Linked DNA regions of Homo sapiens: all the other regions are linked to region 2. Evidence: chromatin loops called from intact Hi-C (ENCODE). Cell type or tissue: Calu3. All regions are shown on one strand. Region 1 has its middle 130 kb from the start of SLC34A2. Region 2 overlaps SEL1L3 (SEL1L family member 3). Region 3 holds the start of SLC34A2 (solute carrier family 34 member 2).

The links. A loop is a pair of places that touch in the nucleus more often than their neighbours do. Peaks named below come from ENCODE experiments on the same cell type or tissue, not always from the same donor. Only the 100,000 strongest peaks of a DNase experiment are listed, where the experiment ranks them.
Region 1: a loop joins it to region 2, with 3 times the contacts of the local background. A loop is called at or near these places in 6 of 110 quality-filtered maps.
Region 3: it touches region 2 in a loop (2.1-fold over the local background); 4 of 110 quality-filtered maps call a loop at or near these places.

The regions. Positions count from the first base shown.
Region 1 is chr4:25,518,993-25,526,992 of GRCh38, reverse strand. No RefSeq gene overlaps it. Among named protein-coding and RNA genes, the nearest start is that of SLC34A2, 130 kb to the left of the region's middle. RefSeq lists an enhancer at 1,054-1,554. In Calu3, no CTCF peak of the experiment used is centred here; a DNase peak (open chromatin) is centred at 3,402.
Region 2 is chr4:25,751,770-25,759,769 of GRCh38, reverse strand. It overlaps SEL1L3 (SEL1L family member 3), which reads left to right. Exons shown (of 24, transcript NM_015187.5): 21 at 702-829; 22 at 1,980-2,082; 23 at 2,164-2,236. Among named protein-coding and RNA genes, the nearest start is that of SLC34A2, 100 kb to the right of the region's middle. In Calu3, no CTCF peak of the experiment used is centred here; a DNase peak (open chromatin) is centred at 3,119.
Region 3 is chr4:25,650,881-25,658,880 of GRCh38, reverse strand. SLC34A2 (solute carrier family 34 member 2) reads right to left here and starts at 3,030. Exons shown (of 13, transcript NM_006424.3): 1 at 2,991-3,030. RefSeq lists an enhancer at 2,667-3,580. In Calu3, no CTCF peak of the experiment used is centred here; DNase peaks (open chromatin) are centred at 3,070 and 6,400.

The sequences.
Region 1 (8,000 bases), 230 kb after region 2:
TAAGATTTTTTAATTCTTTTTTTTTTTTTTTTTTTTTTTTTGAGACAGAGTGTTGCTCTTTCGCCCAGGCTGGAGTGCAAGTGGTGTGATCGCAGCTCACTGCAACCTCCACCTACCGGGTTCAGGCGATCCTCCCGCCTCAGCCTCCCGAGTAGCTGGGACTATAGGGTGTGTGCCATCATGCCCAGCTAACTTGTATTTTTAGTAGAGACAGGGTTTCATTGTGTTGGCCAGGCTGGCCTAGAACTCCTGACCACCTTGGCCTCCCAAAGTGCTGGAATTATAGGCATGAGCCACTGCACCTGGCTGGGTTTTTAAGATTTTTCTAGCCGGGCACGGTGGCTTACACCTGTAATCCCTGCACTTTGGGAGGCTGGGGCAGGTGGATCATGAGGTCAGGAGATCGAGACCCTCCTGGCTAACATGGTGAAACCCTGTTTCTACTAAAAATACAAAAAATTAGCCAGGCATGGTGGCACGCACCTGTAGTCCCAGCTACCTGGGAGGCTGAGGCAGGAGAATCGCTTGAACCCGGGAGGTGGAGGTTGCAGTGAGCCAAGAGGGCTCCACTGCACTCCAGCCTGGGTGACAGAGTGAGACTCCATCTCAAAAAAAAAAAAAAAAAGAAAAAAAGAAAAGGAAAAAGAAAAAACAATTTTTTTCTAGGGTCCTCTTGGCTAAGAGGGGGTCCGTTCAGTTGGTGAGGGCTTAGGATTTTATTTCGAGTTTACAGTTTTATTGCAAAAAAAAAAAAAAATCGACCTTGTCCAACTCACCTATTTTATAGTTGAGTATGCCAGTAGCCCAAAATGACACAGTAGATGCCCGGATCTTTCCCTTTTCCCACCAGTGCTTATTTCACTACCTGCATTGGTCTCCAAAACACATTGCACTCAGCAGGCTGCCCGCAGGCAGGAAGGGCTCCTGGCATACCCCACACCTCCAGGGCAGTCTTCTGGCCATAGGGCAGTCTTCTGACCATAGGCCTCCCGGGTCCCTTTCCAAAGTCATCCTCCCTTAAAGAGGAGGGGCAAGTTGATAGGGCAAAACCATCTGATCTTACTGTTCTCTTATTTATGTATTTATTTGAGACGAAGTGTCGCTCTGTTGCCCAGGCTGGCGTGCAGCTCACTGAGTAGCTGGGATTACAGGCGCCTGTCATCACACTCGGCTAATTTTTGTAATTTTTGGTAGAGATGGGATTTCACCATGTTGGCCAGGCTGGTCTCCAACTCCTAAACTCAAGTGATCTGCCCTCCTTGGCCTCCCAAAGTGCTGGGATTACAGGCGTGAGCCATCACGCCCGGCACTGTTCTCTTTTTTAGATGACAAAACTGGGGCACAGCTTCTGTAGCTCATCCTTAGTGAAACCCAGGTCTTCCTGACTCCACTATCACACAAGGCTGAGTGTTCGCCGGGTAATGTGGACACTGTGTGTTGAAGGAGCTCAGAGAAGGCTGTTTGGGCTGGAGCTGAGGAGGAGAGAGGGATGGCCATATGAGGGTTGGCGAGCAGATTCCCAGGCCCATTGAAAATGAGAGAAAACACCATGGCCTGCTGGGCGCGGTGGCTCACCCCTGTAATCCCAGCGCTTTGGGAGGCCGAGGCGGGCAGATCATTTGAGGTCAGGAATTCCAGACCAGCTCTCTGGCCAACATGGTGAAACCCAAACTCTACTGAAAATACAAAAAATTAGCTGGGTGTGGTGGCAGGCACCTATAATCCCAGCTACTCGGAGGCTGAGGCACGAGAATCACTTGAACCCAGGAGGCAAAGGTTGCTGTGAGCCGAGATCGCGCCACTGCCCTCCAGCCTGGGTGACAAAGCCAGAGACTCAAAACAAACAAATAAACAAACAAACAAACAAACAAAACACCATGGCCAAGGGTGAGCTTCAGAATTACAGCTGCTGCTTCCTGAGCCTCTGGGAAAAAAAAGAAAAAGTTTCAGTCATCACTGTTTCAGTGTTCCTCCTGCTAAGACCATTTGGAATAATTCTCTCTGTAAATGTTAAGGTCCTTCCGGGTGCTTATATCAAATTAAATATTGCCTACTGACTCAGGCCTGCCTGCCACAGAGCCAAAGAAGCAACGCAAATAAAAGGCACACAGGGCTCTATCATCCTGGGGATGTTTTCTTTATTTGTATCTTCTGGAAACCAGCTGACTGAAGACAATAGTCCTTTAAGGATTTACCAGCAACTAGGGCTGTAAATTACCATAGGTTCCTCCTGAAAGCCCAAGACAAAATCTTCCCCAGGGAGAAAATAAACAAGAGCTATTTCTTTTTATGTGAATCCTGACTCTTCAAGTGCCCTTTCCTTCTAATAAGATTTTTTGCATTTTTCTCCAGGCCTCCAGTTTGTCTTCATTATTGTTAAATGTGGGAAATACAGTCCTGTGAGCTGAGCTCAAGTCAGGAGCCAGCTGAAGTGTGTGAGATGCCCTCAAAAGAAATAATAGTAACAGCTAGTGCTCTTGTAAATACTTTACCTGAGAGAATGTATTTAATGCACAGGAGAACTCCATGGGGTGAATGCTGTCCTCATAATCCTCATTTTAGGGTGAAGGAGACGGAGGCACAGACAGGTTGAGCCACTTTGTTCAAAGGCAGAAAGTGTGCGAGAAGCAGAGCAAGCTTCAAACTCAGGCAGTCAGGATCCCAAGCCATAATCTAAACTACCATGCTCCACAGTCTTTTTTATTATTCTTATTATTTTGAGGCAGGGTCTCATTCTGTCACCCAGGCTGGGGTGCAGTGGTGCAATCACGGCTCACTACAGCCTCGACCTCCTGGGCTCAAGCCGTCCTCCCACCTCATTTTTGTTGTTTTTTTTTTTTTTGAGGTCTCACTATGTCGCCCAGGCTGGTCTCAAACTCCTGGGCTCAAGCAGTCTGCCTGCCTTGGCCTCCCAAAGTGCTAGGATTACAGGTATCAGCCACCGTGCCTGGTCCGCCCCATAGTCTTGTTGTTTTGTTTTGTTTTGAGACAGAGCCTCACTCTGTCACCCACGCTGAAGTACAGTGGTGCGATCTCAGTTCACTGCAACCTCTGCCTCCTGGGTTCAAGCGATCCTCCCACCTCAGCCTCCCAAGTAAGTAGCTGGAGTTTCAAGAGGTGCGCCACCACACCCGGCTAATTTTTGTATTTTTAGTACAGACGGGGTTTCACCATGTTGGTGAATAGGCTGGTCTCAAACTCCTGACCTCAAGTGATCCGGCCACCTTAGCCCCCCAAAGTGCTGGGATTATAAGTGTGAGCTACTGTGCCCAGTCCACCCCACAGTCTTAAGCGCTTAGTACAACTGCAGGTCAGGGTGCTCCTGCTGGAGCAAAGCAGAATCCACAAGATAGTGAGATGACTGGGACCTTGTCCAATTTCATTGAGAAGGGTGAGTAATCATTCCTTTGGACTGGGACCAGTATCGATTGGAAGGCTGACTCTGACATTTACTAGTGGTGTGACCTTGAGCAAGCTGCTTTCTCTCTGAGACTTCCTTTCCTAATGAGTGAAATGGAGGTGTCAGTATCCCCGTCTGTGGGGCCCTTGCTGAGGATGAAAGCATGAGCACACTGTAAGCAGCCAGCTGCTGTGGATTCCTCCCCTATCCTCTTGTGCCCACCCCACTCCTAGCCTTTATTAAACTAAAAGCTGCTTCCTTGAAACCTTCACCTTTTGACACTGCTTAGATCCTATATTCGTTTGCTAGGACTGCTATGACAAAGGACAACCAACTGGGTGGCTTAAACAACACAAATGCATCGTCTCAGTTCTGGAGGCTAAAAAGTTCAAAATCAAGGTGTTAGCAGGGTTGGTTCCTTCTGAAGACTGTGAAGGAGAATCTGTTCCAGGCCTTTCTCCCAGTTTCTGGTAACCTCAGACACTCTTTGTAGATGACATTCCTTTTCCCTGTGGCTTCGTAGCATCTTCCCTCTATCTTGACTGTCTTATCTGTCCCAGTATCTGAATTTCCCCCCTTTATGAGGGCACTAGTCATATTAGATTAGGACCCCCTTTAGTGACCTCATCTTAATCATCGGCAAGACCCTATTTCAAATTAGATCACATTTACAGGCAGTGGGGAGTTAGGACTTCAATATCTTTCTTTTTTTTTTTTTTTCTTGAGACAGGGTTTCATTCTGTTACCCAGGCTGGAGTGCAGTGGCATGATCTTGATTCACTGCAACCTCTGACTTCTGGGCTCAAGCAATCCTCCACCTCGGTCTCCTGAGTAGCTGGGACCACAGGCATGAGCCACCACACCCGGCTAATTTTTTGTATTTTTGGTAGAGACAGTGCTTCACCATGTTGGGTAGGCTGGTCTGACCTCAAGTGATCCACCTGCCTCAGGCTCCCAAAGTGCTGGGATTACAGGCATGAGCCACTGCACCTAGCCCAGGACTTCAACATCTTGTTGGGGTACACAATTTGACCCATAGCATGCCTCATGAATTATGCCAAAGAAGTCGCCTTCCTGCTCCAAACCTCAGTACTTGGGACACCTGGACACAGCTATTATGTCTCCTGTTAGTCTCCCCATTCCGTTTCTGGAGAGATCTTTCTTATGTTCAGACTTCTAGAGGATCTCCTTTTAAATGCCAGTCCCAGGGCACAACAGGTTTCTCCATAGGCAGCCCATCCACCAGGCAACATGAGGAATCTACCACTTCCCAAGAAAGAAAAACTTTTGTTCAATTAATGCAGGCAATCAGGCTGGTTTCCCCAGCCTACCCATGCAGCTGAATTTTTGAACTTGGGTACAAGAGTTTACATTTAAGGCTAGGTGCAGTGGCTCACGCCTGTAATCCCAGCACTTTGGGAGGCCGAGGCGGGCAGATCACTTGAGGCCAGGAGTTTGAGACCAGCCTGGCCAACATGGCGAAACCCCATCTCTACTAAAAATACAAAAATTAGCTGGGTGTGGTGGCTGTGCCTGTAATCCCAGCCATGCAGGAGGCTGAGGCAGGAGAATCACTTGAACCCAGGAGGCAGAGGTTGCAGTGAGCCAAGATTGCGCCACTGCACTCCAGCCTGGGCAGCAGAGCGAGACCTTGTTTCAAAAAAAAAAAAAAAAGAAAAAGAAAGAGTTTACATTTAAAATTGATTGGTTAAAATAGAATCTAATGATCCCAAAGAGTTTTTGTTTTGTTTTGTTTTGTTATTGTTTTTGTTTTTTAGTTGAGACAGAGTCTCGCTCTGTTGCCCAGGCTGGAATGCAATGGCATGATCTTGGCTACCCAGATCCTCTATCTCCTGGGTTCAAGCGATTCTCCTGCCTCAGCTTCCCAAGTAGCTGGGATTACAGGAGCCTGCCACCATGCCCAGCTAATTTATTGTATTTTTTGTAGAGACCGGGTTTCACCATGTTGGCCAGGCTGGTCTCAAACTCTTGACCTCAGGTGATTCACCTGCCTCGGCCTCCCAGAGTGCTGGAATTATAGGTGTGAGCCACCGCAACCAGCCCCAAAGAGTTTTGAATCTGCATTTCATCATCTGTTATGTCCCCCATCCCTCTCAATGTTGTTTCATCTGAGGGTCAAATCAGTATACCTTTCCTGCCCTCCTCTTGTTGTGACCAAGCGAGTTACAGAGAAATACCACACTTTGAGACAGATTAGAGAGTCCTTCATTAGCCGGCGACCGAGAGGCAGCTAACGCTCAAAATTCTCAGCCCCGAGGAAGGGACTAGTTTTGTTTCTATACTGTGGTCTAAATAGGGGAGTGGGGATTTTAGCTGAAGCAATTTTTACAGAAGCAGAACTGGCAAAAAGTTAAAAAAATTAATTGGTTACAAATGCAGTTACAAAAAAATAAACAGTTCCAGGTGCAGGGGCTTAAACTATCACAAAGAGATAAATGCAGGGGTTTTGGGTGCCATCCACCGCGCGCATCCCCAGGAGCTGCTGGTGCAGTTTGCCTCAATATCTTATCAGTAGGTGCATTCCTGGACGTGCTTTGAGTCAGTTTACACTAGTTATGCCTTAAGGGAGGGAGGTGAAAGGGGGCTGCAGGCGAAGAAACTAAAATGGAGTCTGTCCGGCTCTCTCTCTGCTAGGAGAGAGTCACTCAGGTTAAAACAAGGTAGGGTATCACACTCTTTAAGTCATCAAGAAGAATATTGGGAGTATGCAACCCCTCAAAGAGGGTGACATCTCTCCAAGGGGGCAAAAAACCTTTTACTCTTTTTATATAGAAAGCACAGATAGGCGTACGGTCCATAAGCAGATTGAAGGTGTATCATCTGTGGTGTTAAAATTTCATAAGGGGGGTGGGTATTCAGGAAAAACAATAAGGGTCCTCAGGGGAATGATAATTTTTTAAAGTTTGAGAAACAGTAGTCTAGAGGATAAAGCTCTGGACAAATATCACATGAGTCTGCTGGACATCTCCCCAGAGCTGCCAGACCCCTCAAATGACATGGCTCTAGCTGCAGCAGGGCCTTCTGGCTCCATCAGGGCCAGCTGACCATTTTCAGATAGGTAGGGATGCAGGAATGTTTTTTTTTGTTTTCGTTTCTTTTCTTTTCTTTTCTTCTCCTCTCCTCTCCTCTCCTCTCCTCTCCTCTCCTCTCCTCTCCTCTCCTCTCCTCTCCTCTCCTCTCTTTTCTTTTCTTTTCTTTTCTTTTCTTGAGATGGAGTCTTGCTCTGTCGCCCAGGCTGAAGTGTGGTGGCGCAATCTTGGTTCACTGCAACCTGTGCTTCCTGGGTTTAAGCAATTCTCGTGCCTCAGCCTCCCAAGTAGCTGGGACTACAGGTGCACACCACCCACAACTGGCTAATTTTTGTATTTTTAGTAGAGATGAGGTTTCACAATGTTGGCCAGGCTGGCAGAAATGTTTTCATATACACTAAGACATTGTGCAACGATGCCTTCTTCAACAACTAAGAGGGCACAAGGATCAATGATCAATTCACTCGAGCTCTAAATGGGCATTAAATCATTATCGATTCATTCATGCATTCATTCATTCACTAAATTTGAGTGTTCTAGGAGCTGGGGATACAACAATGAACAAAATAGATTTGTTTTAAAAGGTCTTCACTTTCATGGAGCTTACAGTCTAGAAAAGGTTGAGATATGGGGAAGATAGACAATAAAGAAACAAACAAAAACTAAATTGTATTGTCAGATGGAGATGAAGTGCCAGGAAGAAAAAAAAAGCCTCTTAAGAGCTGTGGTCTGAGGGGTTTTTAGGGAGGTAAAACCATTCTGTATGACACAGTAGTGACAGATACATGTCATATTGCATTTGTCAAGACCCACAGAGCCATGCAACATAAAGAGTGAACCTCGTGTAAACTATGAGCTGTAGTTATTCATGTATCAGTATTGGTTCATTAAGTGTAACAAATGTACCACATTAATGGAAGATGTTAATAATGGAAGAAACGGTTAGGAGCTGCAGGGGAGGTGGGGAGGGCATGTTGAACTCTGTACTATCTGCTCAATTATTCTGTAAATCTAATACTGTACTACATAAATAAAGTCTAGTAACTTTTTTAATGCCAGAGTCTGAGCCCATGCAAAAAAAAAAAAACAAAAAAAAAAAACAAAAGCCACAGAGAAAAGAAAGGGCACCACCGGTAGGTTTGGAATCAGAAAATTTGGCAAGAAGAGAGTTGAAAGGGGTGTGTGTATGAGTGAAATTGACTTTGGCCAGGTGAAATGAATCCGTGTGCCAATAGGAGTCAGGTGAAATAGTGCAACTAGGAAGAAACAAGAGGAAATTGATTCCAAGAGATGCTGCGGAACAATGAGAGCAGAAGAGCTCAAAGAAGCAGCGCATAGCAGTTTTGAAAAGAGCTTTAATGATAAAATATAGAAGCCACAACTACACAAGGAGGAGAAAAGAAAGAAGTCAAGCTGTGATCAATTTTAAAGGGAAGTTCTGTGCTAGAAACAAGGGCGATGGTAATCATGCACATAGAATTTAGGAATTAGGAGTGGAGAGGAAATTACATGCCATTTTTATCCTTCTCTCAGACATGATTTCCAGCTTA
Region 2 (8,000 bases):
GTGTAATAGTACCCATCCTTTATGAAGCATGTCTTTGGTCGGGCCCTCTAACTGTGTTTATTTTATTGGATCCGTACAGCCCAATAAGACAGGTCTTACCTCTAAGGATCAAGAACAAGGTGTCAGAGGAAGAGGTAGGAAAATATACCATAGTGGGAATCTGTGCCAAGAGGAGTCATGAGAAGAGGTTTCTGCACCAGCCTAGGAAAGTTGAGATGAGTGCCCTTAGGTGATCCCGTGCAAGGGAGGCACCGCCTTGGGTTGTCAGTCATTGGAAGCCGCCCTAGCCACAGAAATATTTTGTCAGATTTCCAACAGGGCTATGGCAACTGAGGGCATAGTCTGTAGGCAATGGACATGGTATTCGACTCAGTATTCTTGTTTCGTTTATGATACAAGGGCACGTTTTCCAGTAAGTTCTATTCTGAGAGAGTGAGCGAGAAAGGACGGATCTCCCGGTTGACTGGCTTCGGAGCAGATGGGACACAGCAGCTTCTGAAAGCCTCCTGGTTCTCCTGCAAATAAATTTCTCAGATGCATATATTTAGGGAAACAATTCATCAATGAAGATGACAAAACCATCTGGCTCTAGAGACTTAAAAAAAATTTTAGAGGTTGTAAACATTTACATTCTGATGAAGAGTGTGTGTCTAGGTTTTATTTCAAGGATTTGATGAGTTTGGTTTGTGGCTTGTTTTTAGGGATTTTTTAACCTGGCCCTGCTAATCGAGGAAGGTACGATAATCCCACACCATATCTTGGATTTCTTGGAAATTGACTCAACTCTCCATTCTAATAACATCTCCATTCTCCAGGAACTGTACGAAAGGTGAGCTCAGAGCCTCTAGAACTGTGGAATCTGAGGGAACCCAAGTAGATGATGTTCGCTTCTTGGTTAAAGTTAGCTTTACCCTTATATTGTAATGTAAATTGTTATTTAAAAAACAAAAACAAAAAGCAGGGCACCGTGGCTCATACTTGTAATCCCAGCACTTTGGGAGGCTGAGGCGGGCAGATCACTTGAGGTCAAGGGTTCGAGACCAGCCTGGCCAACCTGGCAGAACCTTATCTCTACTAAAAGAAAAAAAAAAAAAAGAAAGAAAAGAAAGAAAAAGCCCAGGATTTTCTTCTACTAGAAAACATTCAGCCAGACCCGAGTGTATTTCTCTTTTCTAATATCTGAAGTTTAAGATATAGAAGGTACTTGATCGGAAGTTCAAGGGCTGACCAGAAATTTCCACGAGAATGGAAAGAATAACAATCCGATTAGCCTATGCTTGTCTCTTGTTTGTTTATTTTGAGACAGGGCCTTGCTTTGTCACCCAGGCTGGAGTGCAGTGGTGCGATCTCAGCTCACTGCAACCTCCACTTCTTGGGTTCAAGTGATTCTCATGCCTCAGCCTCCTAAGTAGCTGGGATTACAGGTGTGCACTGTCACACCAGGCTAATTTTTGTGTTTTTAATAGAGACAGGGTTTCACCATGATGGCTAGGCTGGTCTCGAACTCCTGGCCTCAAGTAATCCACCTGCCTCAGCCTCCCTAAGTGCTGGGATTACGGGTGTGAGCCACCATGCCCTGCGTAAATAGCCAATGCTTTTTTGAAAGATGAGGCATTCCTACATCTGTGCTTTAAACAGAAATACTGTTCTAGTGGGTCCTGTTCTTCAGCGTCTTGCTTGACTTTTATTTTATTTATTTTTAAGTTTTTGCTGTCATCACAGCAGAACAGACTTGACTCTTAATTAAGCACAAAACTGACCTTTTTCTAAAATTTCTACTGGGATTCTAGAATTTCAGATCAGGCCAAACCACTTATTTGGCCACTGGCTTTATTTCTTTGTCTCTCATCTTTGTCAGTTGAGTGTGCTCATTTGTCCAAAAGCAGAAGAATGTAGGTTTGTGGATCTGAAAATGCCAGTCCTGAGTCGTGCCACCAAAGTTGGCTGACACGTCAAGATGCCCTGGGCTTTGTCTGCAGGTGCTGGAGCCACAGTAACGAGGAGTCCTTCAGCCCCTGCTCCTTGGCCTGGCTTTACCTGCACTTGCGGCTTCTCTGGGGTGCTATCCTGCACTCAGCCCTGGTAGGTTTCATGTCCCACCGGCCCCACCCTTGTGGCCCCTGCCCTTTGTCAGTCACTAATGCGTGCTTCTGATGTTTGCAGATCTACTTTCTGGGAACCTTTCTGCTATCCATATTGATCGCCTGGACTGTGCAGTATTTCCAGTCTGTCTCAGGTAAAGATTTATAAAAAGCGAAAGCAATATATTAAAAAAAAAAAAAGCAGGGATTTTTTTTTTTTTTTTTTTTTTTGGTCTACTGGAAAAATTGTGTTTTCCCTCCTGGTGCTGTTGGTCATGCTATCTCCTATCCCTAGGGTGGTCTTCACAGGGTGGGAATCCTTCTAGAGGTGTATGAAATTCCTGGCCGGTGGGAGGCCACAAAGTTACTATTGTATTTTTCAAAATAAGGATTTTATTTTTTATTTTATTTTGTTTTTTTTGAGATGGAGTCTCGTTCTGTCGCCCAGGCTGGAGTGCAGTGGTGTGATCTCAGCTCACTGCAACCTCTGCCTTCTGGGTTCAAGCAATTCTCCTGTCTCACCCTCCCGAGTAGCTGGGACTACAGGTGTGCGCCACCACACCCGGCTAATTTTTGTATTTTTAGTAGAGACGGGGTTTCACCATGTTGGCCAGGCTGGTCTCGAATTCCTGACCTCAGGTGATCTGGCTGCCTCATCCTCCTGAAGTGCTGGGATTACAGGCGTGGGCCACTGCACCCAGCCTCAAAATAAGGACTTTCTTTAAAAAGCCTAAGAAACTGACCTAATACAATTTCTTCCATTGAAAATTTATCTGTCAGAATTCTGCCTCTGTGTGCCTGAAAACACAGCGCCAAAGCTCCTGGCAGCATGAAGTCTTCCCTTTCATTTCAGTCAAGCAATCAGATGTGTAAGAGGATAAACAAACACTCGTAATGAATAAAAATCCTCGGCCACACGGACTCAGAGGGAGGGACTGAGCAGGAATCGTAAAGTGGGCATTTAGCTGAGCATGGTTTCCACTAATCATTGTTATTTTTCTGAGCCAGTATAGAATAGTTAAGGACAAGGGAGCCCTGCTTGCTTCTGTTTGGGCTTAGAGTCCAGGCTTGGCTACTCATTAGCTGTATGACTCATGGCAAGTTATTTAACCTTCCTGATCCCCAAATTTCTCATCAATACAATGAGGTTATGAGAGTAGCTACTTCCTAGGAACATAAAATGAAAAAAATATTAAGTGAAAAAAAATGCACGTAAGATACTTACCAAAATGACGGCTGTAGTTAAACGTTAGCTGTTATATTTATCTGGCATATAAAACCTTCTCAATAAATGTTAGCTCTTACATTTACTCCTCTATTAGACCATAAGCTGAGTAAGAGGAAGGCCCCAGTCGTGTCATTTGTGATAACTCATGCATAGTAGGTACTCACACCCACAGACGACTCCGGTCTCTCAAGAGACAAGAAAACTGATTTTTTACCATCTCGGACGGCTACAAAAGGGTATAATAACTCATGAAGGCAAACAGAGACATTTACAAATGGGTAGATTAGGACTGGACATGGCATTGGAGCATTTGCGTAGCTGTTATTTCTGTAGCAGATAATGGAAAGTGAAAGGGGTGCACGTCAGCGTCTCTTCCACGGTGAGAAGGAAGTCACTGTTGCAAGAAGCTAATGCGAAATCATTTCTCTCTGATTTACCTGAGGAGGTTAACAAGGACCCATCAAAACCTTCCAGGCTTGATGCCCCATAGTCTGCTGGTTAATAAACTTCACTCATGCAAATTCTGTCCCATCCTTAAATTTGTTGCCAGGTATAGTCATTTATTTTGCATCTTGTCAGTGTTTTCCATTTCAAATTGTCTTTGTCATTTTTACTCTGTAGAAATATTGTGATGATTATTACAAATGCAGTTCCGTTAGAGGAGCTGAAATTTGTCTTTGTGATTTTATGCCAGCTGGTAGCCATGAAAATTCATGGGCGGGTGGAATTGCTTTGATCAGAAGTCATCTCTTTTTTCTGTCTCCATGCCTTCATTATCAGTCTCTCCACATTCTTGTCTCCGTGTCTCTCCTGTCCTGTGATGTTTTGCTCTTCCTATATCCCCATAGTTCTTTCATACATTTTCGTCATTTTCTCAAACTTTTTCAATTGCTTTCTCCAGCACATACCTACTTCCTGCTTGACCAGCCTAAAGAAGGCTATGTCTGGATAGGATCAATCATAAAAATTATTTAATTCTATGCCCTTTACTTTACAGATGAGGAAACTGAGGCAGAGAGGCGAAGTAGCTTGCCCAAATAAAGAAATAAAGACCAGGAGACCAGACGCAGTGGCTTACTGCTATAATTCCAACATTTTGACAGGCCCAGGAGGGAGGATCACTTGAGCTCAGGGGTTTGAGACCAACCTGGGCAACATAGCGAGACCCCATTTCTAAAATAAAATAAAATAAAATAAAATAAAATAAAAATTAGCCAGGTGTCATTGCACATGCCTGCAGTCCTGGCTACTAGGGAGGCTGAGGCAGGAGAATTTTTTGCACCCAGAAGTTCAAGGCTGCAGTGAGCTATGATCACACCATGGCACTCCAGCCTGGGCAATAGAATGAGACCCAGTCTCTAAAAAAGTAGAAGTTAAAAAAAAAGATTAAGAATAGATGTAGGGCAGCAGAATTTCGAACTTCTTTTCAGCATCACAATACTTTAAAACAGTGATTGTCATCTGCCTCAAACCCATTGCCTCTCACATAGGAAATATTTTGAAACATATTTTTTAGTACCTTGAAATGAAATTCATGATAATTAACCCATCTACACACATTTTTAAAAATCAATATAGGGCCCTAACAGCAATATAAAGGGGAAATAAAAAGAAACTAATTGTAATAAAATAATATTGATTTCAATAAGTACATTCTAGCCCAGTGCTTATAAATTTTAATGTGCATATGAATCATCCAGCATTCTTATTAAATGCAGATTCTAGTTCAGTAGATTTTGGTTCAGTAGGTAAGCCCTGAGATTTGGCATTTCTAGCAAGCTCCTAGATGATGCCCACACTGCTGTTTAGTAAGAGCATACTTTGAGTAGTAAGGGCCGAAAAGTATAAAAAAAAAGAAAAAGAAAAAAACTCCACACATTTCCAAAATGTGCCCCGACAGTGGTACCTGCCAGCCCTGTTAGAACTAATGTTAAGAGTTGAAATATGGGACGGGTATGGTGGTTCACTCCTGTAATCCCAGCTACTTGGGAAGCCAAGGCATGAGAATCGCTTGAACCCCGGAGACGGAGGTTGCAGTGAGCTGAAATTGCACCACCACGCTCCAGCCTGGGCAACAGAGTGAGACCCTGTGTCAAAAAAAAAAAAAAAGTTGTCAATAATTTTTATATTTATTTATTTATTTATTTTATATATTTTTGAGATTGACTTTCGCTCTTGTTGCCCAGGCTGGAGTGCAATGGTGCAATCTCAGCTCGCCACAACCTCCACCTCCTGGGTTCAAGTGATTCTTCTGCCTCAGCCTCCCGAGTAGCTGGGAATACAGGCATGCGCCACCACGCCTGGCTAATTTTGTGTTTTTAGTAGAGACAGGGTTTCTCTGTGTTGGTCAGGCTGGTCTCGAACTCCTGACCTCAGGTGATCCACCCACCTCAGCCTCCCAAAGTGCTGGGATTACAGGTGTGAGCCACTGCAACTGACCTTATTTATTTATTTATTTATTTATTTATTTATTTATGTTGAGACGGAGTCTCACTGTCGCCCAGGCTGGAGTACAGTGGTACAATCTCAGCTCACTGCAACCTCCATCTCTCGGATTCAAGTGATTCTCCTGCCTCAGCCTCCTGAGTAGCTGGAATTACAGGTGCACGCCACCACCCCCAGCTGATTTTTGTACTTTTAGTAGAGATGGGCTTTCGCCATGTTGGCCAGGCTGGTCTTGAACTCCTGACCTCAAGGGATCTACCTGCCTTGGACTCCCAAAGTGCTGGGACTACAGGCATAAGCCACTGTGCCTGGCCTATCAATAATTTTTAAGTAGGAAGTTACTCCAGCAGTACAGTGAAGCTGATGGGATGATGGGGCAGGGAAATCGAGGCATGGAGGAGGTGAGGAGAAGCTGCTGCAAAGGCGATGCTGCTCAGAGACCAAGTTTCTACCATTTGGTGTCTCCCCAGTGAGCTGGTGCACAAGGTCCTGAGACCTGCCCCACAGCTGGGGGAAGACAGGGATGGGTGCATGTAGCAGCCATGGCGTTGTGAAACAAACTTAATAATGAACTCTGGGTGCTGACTGACTGTAAAAAAGAGGAAATGTATTTGAGAGTTAGGAGCCTCCCGTCAGCAGCTTTGGGTGAGGATTGTTGCTATAAGTTAGAGAGCTTTGTCATTTTGTGATTTGCATTTTTTCCAGTCAGTTGTATTTAAAAATTAATGATTTATAGTCAAGACTTGCAGTTGAGCTGTCCATCCATTTTGCGTTCAGCTCCAACTACCTTCATTTTCCTCCTGAGTTTATATGCTCTGTGATATATAGTTGACACATCATGGCATTTGCCACATTAAATTGTCCTGCATTCAGAAGGCTAGCCGCGCAGGACGGTGGTTAACAGCATCGGTGTGGGAGGCACACTGCTAAGATTCTGGCCCTGCCAGTAGCTAGCTATGTGACCTTGGGCAAAGGAAGGAGCCTATCTGTGCCTCAGTTCCCTCTTCCGTAAATAGCAGAAATAGTAGTACATCCACTGCCTGTTGTAGTTGAGATAACCAAATGAGGTAACACAATGTAAAGTGTTTAAAACTCCACAAATGGGCTGGGCGCAGTGGCTCACGCCTAGCACTTTGGGAGGCCAAGGCAGGCAGATCACCTAAGATCAGGAGTTTTAGACCAATCTGACCAACATGGTGAAACCCCATCTCTACTAAAAATACAAAAATTAGCGGGGCATGGTGGTGCATGCCTGTAATTCCAGCTGCTTGGGAGGCTGAGGCAGGAGAATCACCTGAAGCTGGGAGGCAGAGGCTGCAGAGAGCCCAGATTGCTCCATTGCACTCCTGCCTGGGCAACAAGAGTGAAACTCTGTCTCAAAAACAAAACAAAACCACAAATGTTAGCTGGTAGTTCTCAAGGAGTATGTCCTCTGGGGCACTGGACCTGTAATTAAAGCATGCTGACACTAGGTAATACCCACACATAAATAGCTTGATTTACCTCAGAAACAGACATAATGACCAAAGCCTAGTATGTTTTTCTTTGCTGTTAGGACTCTTTCTAAAACATTCAACTTTTTTTTTTTTTTTTTTTTCGGAGATGGAGTCTCACCCTATTGCCCAGGCTGGAGTGCAGTGGCGCTATCTCGGCTCACTGCAACCACCGCCTCCGGGGTTCATGCCATTCTCCTGCCTCAGCCTCCTGAGTAGCTGGGACTACAGGCACCTGCCACCACACCAAGCTAATTTTTGTATTTTTAGTAGAGACTGGGTTTCACCATGTTGGCTGTGCTGGTCTTGAACTCCTGACCTCAAGTGATCCGCCCGACTCAGCCTCCCAAAGTATTGGGATTACAGGCGTTAGCCACCGCACCTTGCCCATTCAACTATTTTTTTTTTTTTTTTGAGATGGAGTCTTACTCTGTCGCCCAAGCTGGAGTGCAGTAGCATGATCTCGGCTCACTGCAACCTCCGCCTCCCGGGTTCAAGCGATTCTCCTGCCTCAGCCTCCTGAGTAGCTGAGATTACAGATGCACGCCACCACACCCAGCTAAATTTTGTATTTTTAGTAGAGACAGGGTTTCACCATGTTGGTTAGGCTGGTCTCCAATTCATGTCCTCGTGATCTGCCTGCCTTGGCCTCCCAAAGTGCTGGGATTACAGGCGTGAGCCACCGTGCCCAGCCCATTCAACTATTTTTTAAAGCATTTCAACAAAAACATTGACTGATCAATAAAAAATACC
Region 3 (8,000 bases), 100 kb after region 2:
AGAGAATGTACCCTGGAGCTCTGAGCCCCTCTAAGCCTTTCTCCTACCCCCATAGCCCTGGCGCAACCACTGCCTTGTTCTCTCCCAGCCTTCCCAAGGCCTCACTCCAGCACATTCTTGCCACCTGCCAGAAGCAGCAGAGGAAGGGAGAAGTCATCATTTGGAAGCTTTTTACTAAAGCCCAGGGAGGGGCTCCCCCGCTGCCACACTGGCCTCTATAACCGAGTTGCCTGTGTGCCTCACCCTCTTGGCTCCACTTCCTGCACCACATGGGCACCCACTGCCAGAAAGAGCTCTTATTCTTTCTTGAAGACCCAGGAGAGGAACTTTCTTGACTTGGCTCAGACTTGGGAAGCAGGGGAATGTAGGGTACCTGGCAGTCACCCAACCCCTACATTCGCATTGTTTGGGCTTCTCCAACCAAGACCTGTTCCTGGGCCCCTTGTGCCCAGAGCAGCAGTCAAGGCCATCTGAAGAAATGGGGAGAGGAGGAAGCCCAGGGCAGTGGTCCTGTGAGGAACCAGAACATGGACACACAGTCTCCCATCAGAATGGCAGCCTTCACAAGCACAGGGACTAGAGTATGGCCATTGTATCCCCAGCACATAGGACAGTGCTGGGCACATGGTAGCCAAGTAGTGTTTATTAAAGACTTTGTGCCTGGCACTTGCAAATTGGTGCACAAATTTACTCACAGCATTTCATGTATCTATGTAAACTTAGAGTCTCCTTTAAAATGAACAGTATCCTCATTCTATAGAGGGAAAAACTGAGCCACAGAGAGGTTAATGGCTTCAAATCACATAGGCACCACAACACTGCAGAGATAATTTCAACCTCATGCAGGCCAGTGTTCTCGGGATGCCCAGGAAAACTTTCTTGTACTTTGAAAGAATGACTCTGTGCTTCAAAAATTCCCAAGAGGGTGACGTCTCCTTTTCCTCTGCTTCCCTTACAGCCATCACAAGGAAAAATAATCACCCCTATAGGCTAAGGGTGGTGGCTCACACCTATAATCCCAGCACTTTGGGAGGCCAAAGTGGGAGAGTCCCTTGAACCTGTGAGTTTGAGACCAGCTTAGACAACATAGTGAGACCCTGTCCCTACATTACTGCTAATAATAATCTCTTCAAGGACACAATGGTGGTAGTGATGAGAGGAGTCAAGGAAGCAATTGGCCTGGGCCTCACATTGATAGATAACTTGAGTTTACATTTTTGATGTGGCACACTAATAAACTTTAAACTTGGGCCATATCACCAAACCACACCCTCACCATGCACTATCAATTTGTATTTATGATATCTTAAAATAAATCCTGTAAATAACTTGTAACTATATCAGTTGTGCTGCATTGTATTGGGGGGGGAGGTTAAAGCAGTTAAATTTGTAAATATAAACATCTTAAAAATACCGCAATCTTTTTATAGCCCTCTTTTTGTACCTTTGCATTTTAAAAATTCACTGAGATGAATAAATTCCCTGGGATGTCCTGATTGCTCCCTGCGGTCCCCAGAATGGAAGTGGGGGTGTGGGTGAGGATGGAGGAGTGGAAGATGCCTGAAACTGGTTACTAAAGCCCAGTTTATTCCAAAGCACTCTGATTCTGTGAGGCTGTTTTCCTCATTGCATTGAATTCGGGCTATTTTTTTGTCCCCTTTGTGTCTAACAGCAACAATCAGAAGCCCATCCTCATACCACAGGGGACTTGCTTCATTGAGACAGTTGAGCAATTTGGGGAGTTTTGGATGGGGCAATTTGTTTAGCATCCAAACCTTTTACAAAGCACGCCTTTCTTATCACCCATTCCCCAAATTACAAAAGCAGAGAAGATCATGATCAGCGGGCATGGGACAAAAGAGGCAATCTTTTTTATTTTTGTTTTTCTTTAACAATCTGAAACAACGGCCACTCCTACAAGCACAGTTTTCCAAGAATACCCAACCCAGGACAAGTTAAAGAACTGCCAGCACACAAGGGAAGAAGGAAAAAGGAAAGAACGACAAGGCCCAGAGCGATCAGGGCTAACACAGAAACCCCCTGGGGCACCCAAACAGGAAGAGGGGACTCGAGTGATGAAATCCACAAGCTGCTTCCATGAAATCAACATGTTTGAAAAAGGGACCTCCTCAAAGAAAACGAGATTCCAACTCTCTTCAGCGCAGTGCGAGCCACCGGTGGCAGGCACCGTTGCAGGGAACCTGAACTAACTCCATGCCATGCAGCCCCCAACTTTCTGGCCTGAGGATGCGCAGTCCCCGAACCCAACCACTCCTGTGCACATCTCCTTGTAAGTTATCTCCCCAGCCTGCTCACCCATTTGTGGCTTGGAAAACATAAATTGCGGGCTTTGCTCCCCAAGACGGCTGAAGGACGGACCCTTCGCTGATGGCCACGGGCCCTAATAGAAACAAACTAAGACTGTCTCCTAGGCACCTTAAATAACTGCAAACAAGCACTGTACCACGTGGAAGTCACACTTGGGTGGGGGGCAGTGTCACATCACCAGGCAGCCACCACAAACCTAGAATTTTCATGGTCCTGAGATGTCGCATTCCCCTTCTTATAAAGAATGGAAGACGGCAGCCCAGGGGCTCACAGGGACTAGCGTTGTCACATGGCTAGTTGGTGACCCAGCCACAAAGAGCCTAGCTATCCTGATTCCTAGGTGGAGATTTCTATCCCCTGGGCCTTTCCTCTTCCAAACCACGACTCTCAAAACAGTGATCATTTTAGAATCCACAAGTGTGGCTGATTAATAACACTGTCGATCGTAAGAGTGTAGCAGCAAAAGCTGTAATAAAAGCAATAACCGTAACATTAAGAAGAAAACAACTTGAACATTGTGGAGAGCTTTGTGTTTTTCACTTCTGCGGCCCAAAGCCAGCCAAGTTCCTTGAAGTCAGCACCGAGAGGTATTTGCAAGAATTAAGTGAATCAAAGTCCTTGAAAGAGCGAGGAAGCGCCCCTGCCCCGGCGGCGGTACTCACCAGCGCTCCCTCCGCAGGTGCTGGGCTGGAGGCGGCGGCCAGGTGGAGCGCAGCGCCCCGGGTATATATGGCGAAGGTGTTGCGCAAAGAGGCTGGCCGCTGTCATCACGCCCCTCGCACATTCCAGGACCGCCTGCCGCAGCCGCCGCCGGGGCACTGCCTACCTGCCGCCTTAATGAACCCATCGCGACTTCGCCCGCTGCGCGGAGAAGACGCGCGGCCAGCCAGGCTGCCGAGAGAAAAGCTCCGACGGGCCCCGCCGCGCGAACTGGCCCGAACGGCCCCAAACGGCCCCGCGCCCCTCGGCGCCCCGCGCGCCCTAGCCTGGCTGGTGCGCGCCCTCTCCCGCCCCGACTCGGTCCGCACGAGATTCCCGCAAGTGGGGCTCTCCCGCCCCTGCCTTCTCCTCAAGAACTTGAACCTTCTAGTCTAGCTCCTGTGAGGCTCAAGAGGTCAGAGACGTGAAGACACAGATAAAAGCCAGTTGGAAAGTCAGGGATAAAGCCCTTGGAAACAAAGCCTGGATTGTTCACCTTTATCAGTCTGTGGGGCGCTTTCTGCCCTGGGAGTCTGGGCTCTAGGTCCGCAATGGGAAAGGCTGGGACCGTCAAGCTGAGGAAAAGGAAGGGGGCTGTTCTCACCACTCCGTCCTAAGCCTGCTGCGGGTTTGGCAAACCACTGCGCTCGTTTCACATCCTGCTCTGCCTCGTGTCACCTGCGTGTGTATACAACAGTTCTCCAAACTGCTGTGAGATAGGATCTGTCCCAGGGAGAGTCCACCCCCATGCTTATCCCAACAGCTCCCCAGTTCTGTGCCGGGCACTGCTGGGCAGGCTTTGTCTCCAATGTGCACACGAAAGCCTTCCCTGGGGCTAAGACTGGCGCCCTCTCTAGCTGAGGTTTAAGGGGTTAGGGGATATGATACAATTACCCAGGATTTGCTGAGCAGGAAGAAAACCTGCTTCTTATTCTGAAACCCAGACCCTCTCCTCTGCTGCGCACTCTCCTGGTTTTATAGTGGAGCACAGTGAGGCTCAGTGAGCTTACTAGTTGCCCAGCTCCTCACAACAGCGGAAGCACCCTACTGGAATTAGCTGGTTTCATTCCAACATCGAGTTCTCTCCACTGTGCAAGGGGAAGGACTCGGGAGCACGACTTCCAGGAGCCTAGAGCTCTGGGGCTGGTGTTGGCGGTGGCTAAGCACACTGACTCTGGGCCGAAACTCCGGGAAATCAGTTCCCTGTTCTGCCCCTTGCTTTCCCTGGCTCCATTTGCTTATGTGCAAACTGGGAATAATGGTCCCCGTTGGAGTAAAGTGAGCTAAAATATGTAAAGAATGTGGAATGGTACTTGGCACATAAATAGTATTCAGTGCGAGTTAACCATGATCGTTTTCACAGGGAAACTCTGGTGTTGGGAGAAGATGGGTGGGAAGCCTTGATTAGACTCATCTAGAACCTTCACTGGAGAAATCAAATCTGCTTGGGTTGCTGTTATTACAGGGATGATGGTTTTGCTAGTGGGTGTTGGCCTTCAGATCCAACTCTCAGACAATGATCAACCAGTACCTTTGCAACAAGCAGCTTCTAAAGCATAGTCCACTGATGACAGGAATCCCCTGGCACCTGTTCACCAAGCTCAGCTCTGCCTCCAGCCCTGGGCAAGGCGGACTGCAGACACCACTTGGCTTTACAATGAGGAAGGGCTCTACTGCCAGGGTGCAGAGGAGGAAGCGTGCTGCACACACTGCTGTCGGTGAACTCGACCCGGATTCGGCAAAGCCTGGCTCTTAGTTCATGTCCTGCTCTGCCCTGTGCTTGGGGGTTCACAGGAGCAGGTCTTAACAGGACAGTCACCTCAATGAGAATCCCCTCCTGACTGTGGGCTTTCATTTGGGACACAGACCTAATTGCCTTTCCATTACTTTCAACAAGGAGTGAATGTAGGAGGGAGACCAAAATTTCAAAAACTTGGAGAAAGAAAAAGGTATCCCTTTTGTGTTCCGATTAAAAAGGCAAAACAGGTTCAATCCCGAACATTGTTCTCTTAATGTGTATAGATCTTGGTAGTAGATCAGGGATGGTATCTGATTCTAGTTTGGGATTGTAATTTATATAATTTTTTTTTACAAAGTCTGGAGGAAAGGTAGATGGCGTGTCTGTGTTCATCACTCTATAATCTCTCCCTTTAGGAGAGTACAATTTGCTGAAGAACATTTTCCTATCGTTATTCCATCTGAGATACAAAATACTCTCACCATTTAGTACTTCAAACATAGAGCCTTATGTATAAATACAAACATCTAAAATACTTTCATCGAGGCTGGGTGTGGTGGCTCACATCTGTAATCCCAACAGTTTGGGAGGCCGAGGCAGGCAGATCACTTGAAGCCAGGAGTTGGAGACCCGTCTACCAACATGGCGAAACCCCGTCTCTGCTAAAAATATAAAAAAATCCCAGCTGCTCAGGAGGCTGAGTCACAAGAATCACTTGAACCCGGGAGGCGGAAGTTGCAGTGAGAGCTAACTGCAATCCAGCCTGGATGACAGAATAAGAATCTGTCTCAAAAAAATTAAATTAAAAAAAAATACTTTCATCAAAAAAGTGTCACCAAACCGGGCACAGTGGCTCAAGCCTGTAATCCCAGCATTTTGGGAGGCCGAGACGGGCGGAACACAAGGTCAGGAGATCGAGATGATCCTGGCTAACACAGTGAAACCCTGTCTCTACTAAAAATACAAAAAAAAATTAGCCGGGCATGGTGGCGGGTGCCTGTAGTCCCAGCTACTCAGGAGGCTGAGGCAGGAGAATGGCATGAACCTGGGAGGCAGAGCTTGCAGTGAGCCAAGATCGTGCCACTGCACTCCAGCCTGGGCGACAGAGTGAGACTCTGTCTCAAAAAAAAAAAGTATTACCATTTTTTCAACTCATTTCAGTATATTTTTGCGCCTATTGTCCTATGAGGTGAGATTTAACAAGTTGGTAGGCTCTGTGTTAATCTGGAGAGGAAACACCCCATCCAGGGCTGGCTGCTACCCAGCTTCAGATATTGCATGAGAAAATATAGTCAGATGCTGTCAGATCTTGACTTTTGTGGGGAAGCCAGATATACAGGTCTTTATGTGAAATGTACCATTAAAAAAATACGGAGTAGGTCAAACAAAGCAGCTCTGTGAACTACTGATTTTCATCCTGGTGCTAGACATACTCTCAGCTGTTCGGACCCTGCCCCAGTGCCCTTTCTACCAGTATATGGCTTGTCCCCAAGGCCCTCTGGCACTTCTTTTTACCCTTCACTGGGGCTGACTTTCTTTACAACAAAGTGGCAGAGAGATTCCACAGGAGTGATTGGATGACAGCCTTCCTGGGAGGTGATTGTGTGGTGAGACAAAGGCACCCAGGAGTCCAGGTTCTCCTTTCTCTTCCTCGGCTCGGTGCCTTACCCTCTGAGTCACCAGGCCTGGGAAAACCCAGGAGTTCAGACTGATGGGAAAGTCCTAGCTCATTCCAAACTCTCTGGCAGGATGAAGCTGCCAGTTACTGAAGACAGAAAAGAGGTAGGGATGGCACATAACTGTCTGCTTGACTCTCAGCTGTCCAGGCAGGGCCTGGAGAGGAGGCAGCTGACTTCTGGGCTGACCTGCCCAGGGTACCCACCCCTGAGGACCAGTGAGCAAGCCCACTTAGTGCTTTTTCCCTGGCCGCAGCTGCTGCAAGAGAGGGGCACAAAGTGGATTGCATCATAAAAGCCTGAGAAAGTGTCTCCAAAAATAACACCTGAACAAAACCGCTTTGAACTTTTGCATTCATTAGACGCTTTTTCGGGGCCCTATGGCAGTGTTGATAATCTCAGAATTGTTCAGTCAGGCTCAGTGACAGGAAACCTATCCCCTTAGATACAGCCAGAATTCCAGAAAAGTCAAATAATGTGTTATCTAGTCATGAGACAGCACTGGACTTCAAAGAGTCAGGTTTAAATGGAGAAATGCTAACGGAACAGAACACAGGGCTGACATAATTACAGGCTGTCTTCAACCTGGCTTCAATATGTACATAAATATGCAGAGAAAAATACCGGAAAGCAATACACAAAAATGTTCATTGTGGTTATATTTGGTTGTGGGATATGGGAGACTGTATTTTTCTATTTGTATGCTGCTCCTAAAAGGATCTAAGACAGCTAACAGATCGACAAAGTATAATTGATTCAAAACTAAGTGAGAAAGAAGAGGCAAAGAGAAACGTAGGGAAGTAAGATTGAGGTGGAGGAGAGGTTAAATGCTGGAACCGTACGACACTGTCCATTTCTGTTTGTCAAAGACAGCCTAAAAGATCAATCATGGTAATGACTATTAGTACTGGTAAGAGTATGTGAATATTTTGCCTGAGTTATTAAATATAACAGTTCCTGATAATAAAGTTTGTATAGTTTATAAGTTATTTGGCAAGCCAGTGAGTGTAAAGCATTATCATAGGCCTGGAACTTAGTAGGTAAATACTACTCCTTTTATGTCCTATTATGTGTCTGTTATGACTAGAAGCACCGCCAGACTCTCAAACTCTGGCCTCTCAGAGCTCACAGACCCTTCCCACCACACTGTATGCATGCATTCAACTCATGGTAGGTCCAATACATAACTATCGGTTTAATGAATCAGGGCCTCCTAATCTCAAACTGAAGTTGACATTTGAATCTTGCCCCCATGAAATCAGGTTTTTTTGGTTGCTGTTTTTTTGGGTTTTTTTTTTTTTTTGAGACAGAGTCTCACTCTGTTGCCCAGGCTGGAGTGCAATGGTGCGATCTCAGCTCACTGCAACCTCTACCTCCCAGGATCAAGCGATTCTCCTGCCTCAGCCCGCCTCCACCTCCCAAAGTGCTGGGATTACAGGCATGAGCCACTGTGCCTGGCAGAGATCAGTTTGTGTGTGTGTGTGTGTGTGTGTGTGTGTGTGTGTGTGTGTATGTTTGAGACAGAGTCTCGCTCTGCTGCCCAGGCTGGAGTGCAGTGT